Linked DNA regions of Homo sapiens: regions 2 and 3 are each linked to region 1. Evidence: chromatin loops called from intact Hi-C (ENCODE). Cell type or tissue: endothelial cell of umbilical vein. All regions are shown on one strand. Each heading gives the region's core, and the rest is flanking DNA. Links, peaks and the distances in the headings are about the cores only.

Region 1 (4,872 bases), core at 1,517-4,016:
CCAGCTTCGCTAAGGGGGATATCTGGGTTTCGGATGGACTACAGAGCAGTTCTCCAGATGGCCTTGGACTGACCCAGTTCTCCCAGCTTTCTCACTGTAGTTCTCAAGAATAACTGTAGAATGTGCTGGGAATGCAATAGCCTGAGGTCAGGAGGAACTGGCCAGAACAGCCTGGGCTTGTTCCTGTCCCTGCTATGAAAGAATGCCCTTCAGGCCCGGAGAGGCGGCTCACGCCTATAATCCCAGCACTTTGGGAGGCCAAGGGGCAGATCACCCGAGGTCAAGAGTTCAAGACCAGTTGGCCAACATGGTGAAACCCTATCTCTACTAAAAATACAAAAATTAGCCAAGCGTGGTGGCGCACACCTGTAATCCCAGCTACTTGGGAGGCTGAGGCAGGAGAATCACTTTAACCCGGGAGGCGGAGGCTGCAGTGAACTAAGATTGTGCCACTGTGCTCCAGCCTGGGTGACAGAGCAAGACTCCTCAAAAAACAAAAGAAAACAAAACAAAAGATGATGACGAAGAAGAAAGAATGGATTTGGGGAAAAAAACAAAAACCAGCAGTGTCTGCCATAATATATTTATGAGAAAATACATGAAAACTTGTAACAGTATTTGCTCTAGGAACAGGATACTGGTGATTGGGGACATAAAGGAGAATGTCCCTTTTAATACCCTTTTGAACTTTTATAATCTGTTCCATATGAGTATATTAACTAATCACACACTTTTAACAGAGTAATAAAAATGCACCATACTGCGTGCTTGGTAAACCTCTCTAGCTAGTTCACTGACAAGAAGTTTTGTGCCCTCACCCTTAGCCCCTCAGAGAGGGCTATTTGTGTTGTGAAACTCAGGCCACATAGAACTGTAAGAAATCCATTTGATTCAAGGAGCATAGGAAATCTCATGGGCCTGTATGGGCAGGAGCCTGGAAAGGGACACAAATCCAGCTAAGTGTCCTGGGGGGTGCCAATCTTCCTGAGCCAGTGGACCCAGCTGTTATTGGCCCTCCCTTGTGCCCTTCATGACTGTGCTAGGCTTCCTCAGGGGGAGAGAAGGCCAGTTCTGCTGCTAAGCTCTCACCCCAGCACTGCTTATACACAGAGGCAGGAGGAGGCCAGATGCCTCTGGCCAGGAGGGGCTAGGGTGTGGAGCCTGGGGGCCAAAGCACAGCCAGCTCCTGGGAAAGCGGGTGCTGCTTGAAGCAGGAAGTCTTTAAAGTCTCTGCCATGCAGAGCTCTGGGCTGCCCTTATCGGACTCTCATCTTTCCCCAGCCTTCATGACTCAAGAGAGCCAAATTTATGAACCTCGTCATTCTTCAGTTGATGATAATTTTTAGAAAGTAGATTTTCCTTGAGCATTTAAACATTAAATGTAATCAGTTACACTCTTCCCAACTGTAATGACTCAGTCTCATAAATGTTTAAAACGCCTTTAAAAATTGACAAATAATAATATAATCATTACAAAACTGGATCTGTATATGCATACTAAAACCAGTTACAAATGCTAATATGTGGTTCTAAATTTGCTTCTTTATTATTTGCAGTTAGCAGCCTTAGCAGCAGGTGGCAAGACATTATGTGCCCAGATGTTGCTGTCCCATCCTGGGGACCTCAGAGTTGGCCATGCCACACCTTCCATTGGAGGCACCCAGACTCTCCACGGTCTGCACCACAAACCCCGGTCCTGGGCACATCGACTGGACCGGGGTGGACCCTGGACCCTAACTCAGGCCTCTGTGAACTAGCCAGGGACCTGTAAAACCTGTACAAAGTTTTTCCCCAGAAGGGGCGCAGATGGTGACAGCTGACCGGCAGAAGGCAGGGAGGAGCCCTGAGGGGAAGCTGGCCAGAAGTTGCTGGCACTGTGGAGATAAATGAGATACCAATGTCTCAGTGAGAATAGAGAGTGGGTGACGTGGAGGCAGTACTAGATCCTGACCTCTGCTGGCCAGTTCTCCTAAGGGCCTGGCTGCAAGGTTGTGCTGGGTGGCTTTCTACTTCCTGTGCTCAGACAGGCAAAGGAAAATAACTCAAAAGCTGTTCTAAGCCAAAGTGATGGCATGTGCCAAGTGCACAGGAAATAGAAGCTGGTCCAGAAATGTGTATGCAAGAAGTGAGGGGAGCAGGACTGAGTGGAGGGCGACATGGAGCTGTGAGGCCTCAACTGATCCCACAGGAGCTCTGAGTTGAGATCACCCAGCAGATGCCCCGAAATGAGACAAGGGGCTTTGTAACTCCCACCCATCACTCGTTTAGTGGACATAGGCTGCACCCTGCACCAGGGATGGGGGTGGGGCAGAGCCCTGGTGGGGGGCAGCTTCCTTCTGCCAGGGGCAATTCCAAGTGAGTGATCTAATCTAACACAGTGGGTCCTGAAGTGTGGTCTAGGTGGTCACAAACCAGAGGTGACAGGCTAGGTCACTGTGTGTGAGGCAGGCCTGTGGTCAGAATATGGTTGGAGCAGCCCACTCAGAGGCCAGGCCTGGTTAATCCCTGTAGAACAATGGAAGGAGCTGTGTTCATGAAATGAACCTCTAAGGGTTTGCAGGAGGAGGACTGATGGGATCAGATTTTCTTTCTAGTGTGAGGGAGGGGGAACCGGAGCTCAGGAGAGGGATCTGGCCACAAAGATGGGTGGGGGCGGTGCACAGAGGATTCTAAAGACACAGAGTGGCACAGAGGGCAGAGAGCCTGTGGAGATGAGAGGGGGAAGAAAATGGTGTTAGATGTTCCCAGCATCTGGGAAAAGTAGCATTTGTAGGAAATGGGGAGCAGGATCTGCAAAGAGACTGAGGAGGAGCTGCGTGCAGGACACGTGGTCCCGAGTGGGTAGAGGAAGAGAGCCAAGGGCTCCAGGAAAGAGAGAATCAGCAGTGCCAGACAAGGACTGAAAAGCCCTCCCTTCCTCCCCCAACACACAGAAAGACAGACTGACACACACGCACACACACACACACACCCGTGGTTTAATAAACTTGGAGTTTCCTCAGACTGCCTCTAGGTGGCAGTGTATGCACGCGGCATCAACTGCTGCGCAGCTCTCCCCGGGGACTACCAGATTCTCCATGGAACCAACTAAAACTCCCCAAAGCTGTGTGACAGGGACAGGGAGAGGTACCTGTGATGTTTGCAACATCCATCTGTTTTCTGCTCTGTCTCAGATGAGTCTAGGTGTGCCTCTCTCCCCTACTTTGTAGTGGTAGGGGGAACTTTCAGTGGCTCTCCTAGCAGTGTCTGCGCCTAGAGGTCCCAGGGCCTTAGCCGACCCTCAAATCTCTAGGTGTGAGATTGAGACAGACTGGGGACTCAGGTGTGGTCATAAAGCTGACAGTCCTGCTTCTACCACTTATCAGCTAGGTGATTCCCTCTGAGCCCCCTTTCCACATTTATGTTACTAAGTCAGAGCTTTGTGAAGGTCAGTTTGCATGACATTATTCCAGAAGTAACACTCTGTGCTGTCAAGTGGCTTTGACATCTGCACAGATCCCATAGTTCCCTGGGTAGACATGAGCAGCTCTCCGGCCTGAGTGGACCTAGCTTTCAGGGGCAGAGTTGGGACTTAGCCCGTGCAGTCCGATTCCTGGTATTATACTTGCTCTTAACATCTAGGATCTGCTCCCTCCCTTGATGTCTTATTTGGCCACATCTGGGGTTTTCTTCTTTGGCAAAACTTTCTTCTCCCATGTGGAGTCATTACAGTGTGGTTGATGCACAGGGCTGAAAGGGCCGTGGGATGTCACCTGTTGAACAACCTTTCTTTCTCTGCCACCTTCAGTTTATGAAATGGAACAACTGAGGGCAGAGAGATGACAGGACTCCTTGTCACCACCATCTGCTTAGACAGTCTCAGATGCTATAATTAAAGGGTGTTCCACTGTGTCTTATCCTCACACATGGGCTCCTATCACAAATCTTAGTCCTAATTCTTTGCAGGGGACGCCACTGGCAGGCAGAGGTCCCATGGCTGAGGCTGTAGATGCAAATAAGAGTAGAAACCTCCTAGAAGTTTGCAGATTCCTTAAAATAGATTGTTCTGGAACAAATAGGCCAAGTATAGAATGACAGGCCAAGAAATAAATTTCCTTTCTGTTCTCTTTTCCCCAAGGCTCCCTAACCTCTTTCTTCAAGAAAGGCAACACCAGTGCAAAACTGACCTTGAAGTAAAAGTTCTACCAAAGATGTTGGCGCCTAACCCATTGCCATTGCCTGCACTCCAAGTCCTGCCATATACTGATGGAGTGACCCATCTTCCCACTAGCCTCTTGGTCCTGACCTCCTCACCCTCAGGGCCATTTGTTTCTCCGTTTCTTCCATCTCAATCACCTGGTCCCATGGATACACACCTCTGTCTGACCACAGCCTTGTGTCACCGTATCTCCCTTCTTCACATGCTGAGGGCCCTCCAGCCGCAGCCTCATCTTCTTTCCCCCTATCTACTAGCCCCTCCAGCTGTCACTTCTCTCCCCTAGTAGCCAAGCCTCAGGATACAACACCTCAACTGCTTTATTTCCAACCTTCTGGAATCCTTTGCACCATTGTTTTTCTATCATGCTCTCCCGGCAAACCCCAGATTTTGATCAATCCTGCTGTCTGTGCTCTCTGCACTTGCACATACTCCAGCTGCTGAGTACTGATGAAAAAGGTCATGTAATCTGAGATGTGTGTCACTCTCACTCTGGGTCTCCATTTGCAGCTGGGCTTGCAACCCTTCCCCAAACATTCCTGCTTGCCCCTGCTCAGAGGTGTCTCTCGTTCTCTCCTAGGTTTCTCTGAAATCCTTGGATCCCACCCAACACCCACTTAACCTTCAGCAGGTGCCCATTCTACTTCCAGAGAAAGTGGACCCCTTCCCTTAGGAAG
Region 2 (4,872 bases), core at 864-3,363, 150 kb after region 1:
CATGAGAGATGGGGAGTGGAGGAGGGGTTTCCTTGAACCAATCCCCTGAGGATGCCGAGGGACAATTGTACATCAATTGAGCTCCTACTGTATGCCAACCATTGTATTAGACATATTTCCTCCCCTCAAAATCTCAGCCTGGAAAAAGAGGCTTACATGCCCGAGTTACAGTTCAATAGGTAGGTGTGCCAACATAGGTTTGTATAAAATACATGGGGAGGCCAGGCACAATGACTCATGCCTGTAATGCCAGGACTTTGGGAGGCTGAGGCAGGTGGATCACCTGAGGTCAGGAGTTTGAGACCAGCCTGGCCAACATGGTGAAACTCCATCTCTACTAAAAATACAAAAATTAGCCAGGCATGGCGGTGTGCACCTGTAATCCTAGCTACTTGGGAGGCTGAGGCAGGAGAATCTCTTGAACCCGGGAGGTGGAGGTTGCAGTGAGCTGAGATCGTGCCATTGCACTCCAGCCTGGGCAACAGAGCGAGACTCCATCTCAAAAATAAATAAAATAAAATAAAATAAAATAAAATACACGGGGAGAGAGTGAATCCCTTTCAGAAGGGAGAGCATTTGGAAAGGCCCTGCAGAGGAAATGGCATTTGGTTCAGGGAAAATGGGTGGGCGAAGAAGGTGGGACAGGGTGTCATAGCAGAGGGAACTGTGTTGAGCAAAGCAAGATCATTGTGTGCATAGGTCATGGCACGTGTTGCAGTGTGGTGGCAGCCTGGGGTTCTGGTGATGAAAAATGAGGCTTGAAAGATAAGATGAGAAAGAGTTTAAAAAGCATTCATTTAAATTCAGGATGAAAGAGGAGGCAGGTGGAAAGAGGAGGCAGAGCAAAGGTTTATACTGACAAAAAATCGTGAACCATTACAAAGTTGTCACCCGAAGCTACTGCAGTGTGTGGGAAGGAGCACTGGACTGGGAGTCCTGTGCTAGCTCTGCCCACTTACTAGTGTGGCCTTGAGCAAGCTCTTGCTCAGTTGCTCAGTTTCCTCATTTGTAAAATGGGGTTAATCATGTTGAGCTGAGGCCTGTTGGGAGGGTGAAATGAGAGAGAGGAAGTAACAGTGCTTTCTAAGTTGTAAAGGTCTGTGTTCATGAAGTGCTCTTCTTTTTTAGCTACACAATGGGACGGAAAGTTAAGAGCAGGGCTGGTTTCTCATTAGGGATGGAGAATGGAAATCGTCTGGCCCAGGAGCTGCTTGATTGCTCATTAATGTACGGTGTGGCAACTGAAAATGGGAAAGCCTCTGAAAACAGAAAAGATGTGATCATTCAGGCCCTGTGGTTTTAGTTCCTCATCTTAGCCTTTCTTAAAGAATGATGAGTTAAACTCCAGAGCCTGTCATTCACATTCAACAAAACCATTCTGCACTCAATTAATTTAATATGAAAGATATAGTGGGCCATTAATCTATGGGGGAGCAGCAGTTTTTGATAAAACACCCAAATTAAATTTTCCAAGTTAGAAAAAAGGGAAATTATCCCATTTAGTATCACTTGAATACCATTAGTTATTCAGTTCAACAGAGAATTCAGTCAGTTATTCAGCAGAGCTCTGGCTTCTGAGACTCTCTGAATACATCAGGCACAGAAATTCATTTCATAGTTTTTCAACTGTGAACTTGTAGGAGTGTGGAGTTAGATAACATCTAGTTGCCCAGAGATTTAGAGATGAGCTAGCCTGACTTGAGAAATGATATTATTTGTAAAAACTGGACATTTATCATTGCTACTGTTACTAGGTTAGAAATGTAAGCAGGACTTTGGAGTTGTCAGAGGGACTTGTGTTCACCTGTGGCTCCTTGACCTGTGTCATTCTGGTTGTGGCCTTTAACCAACAATCTGCACACTGGTTGTCTCACTTCTTGCCAGGTTTTTGACAGAGCGGAGTGGGAAACGTGGGCTCAGGCCCAGGTCAGGGTCCAGTGATATGGGTTCCATTTCCTTTCTTCTTAAAAAGGAGTGCGCACCAGAGTCGGGGTCAGTGATACTAAAATGCTGTAGGCTTGAGACAGGTAGAGCCGGAAGGGGCTAGTGGGGGTAGAGTCTGGGCTGGGAGTGGAGTGGGCACAGCAGAATTTTGGGCTGGGAGGACAGCTGAAGGAGAAGACAGAAGAAGGGCTTTCTCTATCCCTTGATGGGATGGGACATCGTGCAGTTTCTCCTTGGACATAACTGACTTGAAACTCTCCTTGAACTCTAGGTGCCACATATTTTTGGTGTTATAACTCAGAATAATGCTAGCCTGAGCTCCCATGTGGCCGATTAGTGTCCTGCTTAGGGTCCTCTCTCCTCTTGAATTAGCTCAGGAATCCCTGGGGGCTTTATGGTTCCCCAAAGCTGAGTCATTACAACATTCACATGGGTGTGAAGTGCTCTGGTCTTAAGGAACTCCTGCAGTGGCTCCTGGAGGCCACAGGGGGTCACTGTTGGCAGCCATCAGGCGTTGCCCGCAGGCTTCAGGACCACAAGGGTGGTTGGCTGCCGACCTCAGAAGCCTTGGATAAGGGTTGAGAGAGCCCTTTCCCTTGGCCCAAGTTTAGCTGTTGTCGAACTTTGCTTACCTCGTCTTGAGTGCCAAACCCATTCTTCCACCAAGGGACCATGGCTCCAGCAGGCCGAGTCACAAAAGGCCTGTGTGATACCCTTCAGCATCTCGGCTGCCTGTTTTCCCTCCCTAGGGGTCAGAGGCTTTTCCTGCTCACACTTGTTTTTTCCATTCTCTGACAAGAGACCCTGACTCCACACATCTCCTCTGCTCCCACATCACTTCCCCACCTCCACTCAGGGATGGACCCTTTCTAAAGGTGCCATTTCAGCTTCTTTATCTCACAGTAAACACGACAATAACAGATAATATTTAATAAACCTAGCCCATGCCAGGGCTTTCCAAGCCCGCCATGTACTGTCCCATTTACATCTCAGAGCAACCCAGTCAGGCCCCCACTTTATGGACAAGGAAAGAAGGTGTAGATAAGGTAATTCAGGTTGCCCAAGATCACACGGAGCAGAATTTAAACACATGCACTTTCACATACAATTCAAATCTTTACTGATTTCTTTCCCCATATTATAGGATGGTTCATTAATTTTCAGGGACATTGTTCTATTCACCCAAGGGATTACTACAAATTAATGTTGCTTTGAAGCATGGAGTTTCTCTGCAGGATGTAACCGGATCATCTGAATTCTACAGGACACTGAGCTTTTTCTGTCTGGGCAGGGGAGTAGGGTGGGCCTGAGATTTCTGAGCTGACCCGGTTGGTCTGAGTTGGTGAACACAGCTGCACAGAGGCAGGTTTGTAGCTTGGTGGGAGCGTGGTGGAGCTACAGTGCAGAGTGGCATGTGTGTGTGTGTGTGTGTGTGTGTGTGTGTGCTGGGGAAGGAGCCCACTGAGCTGAGAAAGTAAGGAAAGTAGGCAGGGCACTTCTCAGGGCCTTACCTGGCAGGCCAAGGTGTTTGTATTTTCTGTGTGCAGTGGGAGCCACTGAAGGCTTTTGAGGAAGAGAATGGTAAGATTAGAGCTGGGCTTTAGGAGAATGGGTTTAATCTTTGTGTGACAAATGGCTCAAGGCCCCACCTGTCTGAATTCCAAAAACCCGGCTCCCTAGTCTGCATACGATTTCCTTCTGTAGCCTGCCTGCCTGTCTGTCACTGAATGTCACTGTCTCTCAGGGGCTGTAATCTTCCAAAAGTCACGGTCCTTGTAGGGCACGAGCTTCTAGTTTTTAGTTTGCAGTCAAATGTCTGCAAAGCCCATCCCGGGGCATCCTGACCTTGTTGGAGCCTTTCGTCACAATACAAGGCTGGTATCATGGTGTTCTTAGGGTCTGGAACTTACAGACCTCCCTTTTGAGTTTTAGAAGCCGCAACATACGGATGTCTTCTCAGGGCCACTTGGCAGACACAAGGCCCTTCCTTGAGGAACACAAAAAGTGGAAGGCCAGAGAGAGGGGTGTCTTGGAGTCTTGTAACATAAGGAGTGACAAACCACTGAAACCTCAGTTTTCTCTCTGGAATGGCCTCTTCCCTTTTCTTTCTCTGGAAAACTCTTATTGATCTTCCCACACCCAGTCAAATTATTTCCTGTGATGGCTGCTGGCTCCCCAGCAGAATGCGAGGCTGCTGCCCCTAAGCTCTGACAATACTTTATTGGTCTCTTTTTTAAATGATGCTCACTACTTTCTTCATTATGCTAGAGATATTTGTTGGTCTTATTTTCTCAACTTGCCCCTGAGTGCCTTGAAAGAAGGATTTGCTTCACTGTTATCTCTGTATCCAACTCAGGGCCTAGTGCAGCACTAAATACTTAAATTGAGTCCAATCAGTCATACAAAAATACGTATCGCCTGCCGACTGTGTTCTTGGCACTAGAATATAGCAATGAATAGACCAAAGCAAACTCTCCACCTGCCCTCGTGGAGTTCACAGCCTAGTGGATATTCTGTATGGGACACCCATGGGGGCACTTCCATAAATACCTTCTGAGGGACAGACTTCATGCTGCCTTCTTCAGATCTGGGAGATGTTCTGTTCCCAGAAAGGGTTCTTTGACAACTTGTGAAGTAGAAATGCTTTCTTTCAGGAACAGGTCTACTGACCTTTATCCTGCAAATACTCACAGTGCAGTTCTTGGTAGGTGCCTGCTATGCATGTCTTGAGTGGCACTGGAGTAGAAAGAAACTAAGATTTTACTCTGAGAAGAGAAGGTGACTCACTAGGGCTGGGGCATTAGCCTGGTGCAATTAGAAGAACAAGGCCAGCAAGAGGTTTTTTTGCAAAATAGTTGGATTTTAGAGGCAGATAGGGGCCTGCCAAGATGCAGTGAGACTACAAAATAATTGGTTTTAATTCCAGAA
Region 3 (4,872 bases), core at 864-3,363, 570 kb after region 1:
TCTATTTCTTCATTTTTATAGTCATGGTGTGATTATTGCTGATTTCTAATATCATATCATGTGTTGGAGACTCACTGTTCCCAAAGCATGCAATTGGAAACCATTATTGTATTTGTTTGCTAAGGCTGCCATAGCAAGATACCACAGAGTGGGTGGGTTAAACAATAGAAATTTAATTTCTCACAGTTCTGAGGGCTGAAAGTAAGTCCAGGATCAAGGTGTCAGCAGGGCTGGGTTCTCCTGAGGCTCCTCTCCTTGTCCTGCAGATGGCTGCCTTCTGGCCGAGTCCTCACATAGCATTTCCTCTGTGTGTGCACATCTCTGATGTCTCCCCATGTGTCCTGATCTCCTTGTATCAAGACACCAGTCAGATTGGATTAAGGGCATCTTAGCGACCTTATTTTCAATTACTTTCCTTTTTAAAAGCTTTGTCTTCAAATACAGTCTCATTCTGAGGTGCTGGGGGTTAGGGCTTCAACATGAATTTGGGTAGGGGTGGCACAGAATTCGGCCCATAACAATTATAAATTTAACTCTTGAAAGAATGTTTGTAGCTTGTACCCTTGTGTTGGGACCTAACCATGTAACTGGAAGTTCTCTGGATTAGTGTCCATGTTGAACTCAGAGTTTATTAAAGAATACATAATAATAGTGCTAATTTTACACACACTCACACACATATATACTTAAGACTCAGTAGTAAGCACACTATTGTTTAGAATTTAAATCAACACAGGATATTTTATTCAATGAAGAATATTCTATCACTGACATTGCTCAGAAATTCTGGCCCAGAGTGATGATTAAAAGCAGACCAATTTTAGTTATTTTTTAAATTGTTTTTAAGTTTTCTGCAGAGAACGTGCCCCCTTATTGCCTGAAGTCAGTGCAGATCACTCTAACAGTGATCTTGGTCCACCTCTGTCCATGGAATTTTATATTTATGCTTTATGCACTTTTCTGCATTGGTGTTATATTTCAATATGTTTAAAAAGTGTTGACTTGGAAGCTAGATAGATCAAGGTTCAAATCCTCCATATGTATAAATGATGCTGTCCTTTGCAAGCTGCTAATCTTCTCCATGCTTTGGCTTCTCACTCAGAAAATGAGGATTACACTATACCTCCCAGGAGCATTACGAAGATTTAAATAAAATCAGATACTACATATAAATACTTAGTCAAGTTCCAGGCACAGAATAAAATGCCCACTGATGGAGTTTGAATGCATGTCCCTGCCAAATCTTGTGTTGAATTGTAATCCCCAATGCTGGAGGTGGGATCTGGTGGAAGGTGCTTGGGTCATGGGGGCGGGTCTTTTATGGCTTGGTGCTGTGTTCATGATAATGAGTTCTTGTGAGGTCTGGTCATTTCAAAAGTGTCTGGCACTTCTCCTCCGACTCTCTCTCACTTGCTCCTGCTTTCAACATGTGACGTGCCTATTCCCTCTTTGCCTTTCGCTATGATTGAAACCTCCCTGAGGCTTCACCAGAAGCTGAGTAGATGCCAGCACTATGCTTCCTGTAAAGCCTGCAGAACCATGAGCCAATTAAGACTATTTTCTTTATAAATTACCCAGTCTCAGGTATTTCTTTATATAGCAACACAAGAATGGACGAATATACTCACTATTGAGTGAATCACATAGAGAGTTCTAGTTATTGTCATTTCACTTGTTTGTCTAAATTACTCAATCTCAAGCTTCCTGTGAGGAGATACAATCTTAGATGAATGACTTAATTTGCTAGCTCTTATGTGACAAGCACTGTTAGTGAGAAGATGACCCGTGTTTATAGACTTGTGGAGCAGGCAATCAAGTAGGAAAAACACAGCAATATATCTTACTGTGTTAGTGGAGAAATGTGTAGGAAGCTGTGGGAGAACCAATAAGGGAGCAACTGAGTTGCTGGAGCGATCAGGAAAAGACTAGCTAGAGGAGATTAATTTGAGCTTGATTTTGAAACCTGCGAACAGACAATGGAAAGGCATGACCTGCACAAAGGTTACTAGAGATGCTTCCTATAGGGCAGTGGTTCCCTTGGGGACAATTTTTCTCCACGGAGGATATTTGGCAATGTCTGGAGATCTTTTTGTTTATCAGAACTGTGGAGGTGCTACTGACATCTAGTGGGCAGAGGCAAGAGTTGCTGCTAAACATCTTGCAAGGCACAGGACAGCCCCTAGGCCGAAGAATTATCCTGCCCACAGTGTCAATACAGCTGAAGTTGAGAAAGCCTGCTGTAAGGTTTCCTTTGAAGAAACATAAAAAAAAAAAAAAAAAAGAAAACATAAAATATACTTGGGTAATTTATTATTATATCTTTTATTATTATATTTTAAAATTGATATTTGGCGGGGATGGCAGATGGCTTGCTTTTCAAAGTACACCCCAAAGTTGTAAGAATAGCAACCCCAGTCAGGCCCCAAGGAAGGGCTAGTGTGGGGGACCCTGTCCCAACTCCCCACACATCCGGGCATCACAGTGCAGTTTCCAGAAACAGCAGTGGGTGGCAGAAGACGCTACTGCAGTGAGGCAGAACTGCCCATTAGAAACAAGGAACACATTGGGCCTCTAGTATCTTCAGGTGAATGCAGGAAAAAATGGACTTTGAGAATCAGAAGAAGAAAAAAAATTCCTTAAATGATAAAAAAAAAAAAGCATCGGAAAACATAGAAGAGTAAAAAAGAAAAGATATAAGAAGGTTACAAGGAAATTTAAGCCACAAAATCAATGCTACTATTTTCTGTGTTCTAGTTAAATGATTTCAATTTACATTTTATTTGAGTATCTTTCTGTATTTCCTTAGGATTAATTCTATGAATTTCTTGCTAAAAACAATTCATTCACTTCTTTGGTGTCCTTTTATGCTCAATAATAAAAGCAGTTTGAGTTATGGATTTTCCTCTGTGTACAGTTTTCTCAAAATTATATTTTGTAGCTTGATTTACATTTTGAACAAGAGTGATTTTGAAGAAAATTTTAACATTTCTATGCAGTTTTGTTTAGGTGAGAGGTGGTTTGTTTTTAATTTCTAGTTTAATTGCAAATAAATGATTAATATTTGGAATTTATTGAAGTTTTTTTTGCAGCACAGTTGATTATACAATGTCCTAGGGACCTGTCAAAAGAAAATGCCCTACAGGTTTACAGAACAAGATGAGACCATCCATTTCCCCCCCACAAGGATACCAATTTAACAACTATCTTCACAGTAAAAACACCTTCATAAGAACTAGAAATCAGGTGAGCTCTCATAGTACCTGGTTTTAACTCCATATTGCTGAAAGAGGCACTACAGAGAGAGAAGACAGTCTTGAATTGCCAACGCCACCCCTCCTACACCCCTTCAGCAGTGCGGAGAGCATCTCTGGGCACTGGGGGAGGGAGAACACAACAATTGTGAGGCATTGAACTCAGTGCTGTCCTGTTAGAGCAGAAAGAAAAACCAGACCCAACTCAGGTGATACTCTCCCACAGAGGCAATATTTAAACCGGCCCTAGCCAGAGGGGAATCGCCAATCCCAGAGGGCAGAACTTGAGTTCCTGAAACCTCACCACCGAGGGCTAAAGTTCTCTGTGCTCTAAATAAACGTAAAAGGCAGTCTAGGCCATAAGGACTGCAAATCATGGGTGAGTCCTAGTGCTCAACTGGGCCCAGAGACAGTAGACTGGGAGGGCACGTGACATATTGAGACACCAGTTGGGGCAGCTCAGGCATCATCCCTCCTCTAAGCCCAGGTTGCATGGCTCCAAAAGAAACCCTTTCCTTCTGCTAGAGGAGAAGAGAAGGAAGAGTAGGGAGGACTTTGTCTTGCATCTTGGATACCAGCTCAGCCACAGCAGGATAGTGCACCAGTCAGTGTTTTGAGGTCCCCTTTCCGGGCCCTAGCTCCCAGATGACATTTCTAGACACACCCTGGGCCAGAAAGGAACCCGCTGCCTTGAAGTGAGGGACCCAGACCTGGAAACATTCATCACCTGCTAACTGAAGAGCCCTTGGTTCCTCAATAACCAGCAGCAATACCCAGGTACTACATCTAGGGCCTTGCTCAAGCCTCGAACTGGCTGGCTTCAGGTGAGACTCAGCATGTTACCAGCTTTGGTGGCTATGGGGCAAAACTCCTTCTGCTTGAGAAAAGCAGAGAGGAAAAATAAAGGGGACTTTGTCTTGCACCTGAGGTACCAGTACGGCCACAGGGGAGTATAGCCCCACGTGGGTTCTTGGGGTCTCTGATTCCAGGACTTGACTCTGGGATGACATCTCGGGACCTTCTCTGGGCCAGAAAATAACCCACTGCCTTGAAGAGTGAGTCTCAGGCTAGGCAGCATTCACCACAAGCTGACTTAAGAGCCCTTGGGCCTTAAGGGAACATTGGTGGTAGTCTGGCAGTACTTCTTGTGGCCTGTGGTGACAGTGGCTCTGGAGTGAGGCTTCTTTGCCTTTGAAAAGGGGAAGGAAGAGTGGGAAGGACTGCGTATTGTGGTGTAAGTGCCAGCTTAGCGGCAGTAAAATAGAACACAAGGTAGACTTGTAAGGTTTTTGACCATAGTCCCTGATTCTCAGATGGCACCTCTGGACCCACCTGGGGCCTAGGAGAACTCTCCACCCTGAAGGAAGGACACAGGCTGGGTGGCTTTGCTGCCTGCTGACTGCAGAGCCCCAAGGCCTTGAGCAAACATAGGCAATAGCCAGGGAGTGATTACAGTTACAGCAGGCCTTGGGAAAAACCCAGTGCTGTGCCAGCTTTAGGTCTGACCCAGTGTAGTCATAGTGATGGTGGCCACAGAGGTTCTTTTGTCACTCTACCCCCAGCTTTAGGTGGCTCAGTATAGAGGGAGAGAGAGACTCCATTTGTCTGGGAGAGAGTAAGG

The links. Hi-C counts contacts between places; a loop is a spot of excess contacts. Peaks named below come from ENCODE experiments on the same cell type or tissue, not always from the same donor. Only the 100,000 strongest peaks of a DNase experiment are listed, where the experiment ranks them.
Region 2: it touches region 1 in a loop (8-fold over the local background); 37 of 110 quality-filtered maps call a loop at or near these places.
Region 3: a loop joins it to region 1, with 31 times the contacts of the local background. A loop is called at or near these places in 3 of 110 quality-filtered maps.

What each region holds. Positions count from the first base shown.
Region 1 is chr10:80,441,851-80,446,722 of GRCh38, forward strand. No RefSeq gene overlaps it. Among named protein-coding and RNA genes, the nearest start is that of TSPAN14, 10 kb to the right of the region's middle. In endothelial cell of umbilical vein, for the core only: CTCF peaks have their summits at 1,959 (motif pointing left) and 3,007 (motif pointing right); a DNase peak (open chromatin) is centred at 3,021; H3K27ac peaks cover 1,154 bases.
Region 2 is chr10:80,597,165-80,602,036 of GRCh38, forward strand. All of the region lies in intron 4 of SH2D4B (SH2 domain containing 4B), which reads left to right. Among named protein-coding and RNA genes, the nearest start is that of LINC02655, 50 kb to the right of the region's middle. In endothelial cell of umbilical vein, for the core only: a CTCF peak has its summit at 2,426; a DNase peak (open chromatin) is centred at 2,437.
Region 3 is chr10:81,017,200-81,022,071 of GRCh38, forward strand. No RefSeq gene overlaps it. Among named protein-coding and RNA genes, the nearest start is that of LINC02655, 370 kb to the left of the region's middle. In endothelial cell of umbilical vein, for the core only: a CTCF peak has its summit at 2,126 (motif pointing left); a DNase peak (open chromatin) is centred at 2,002.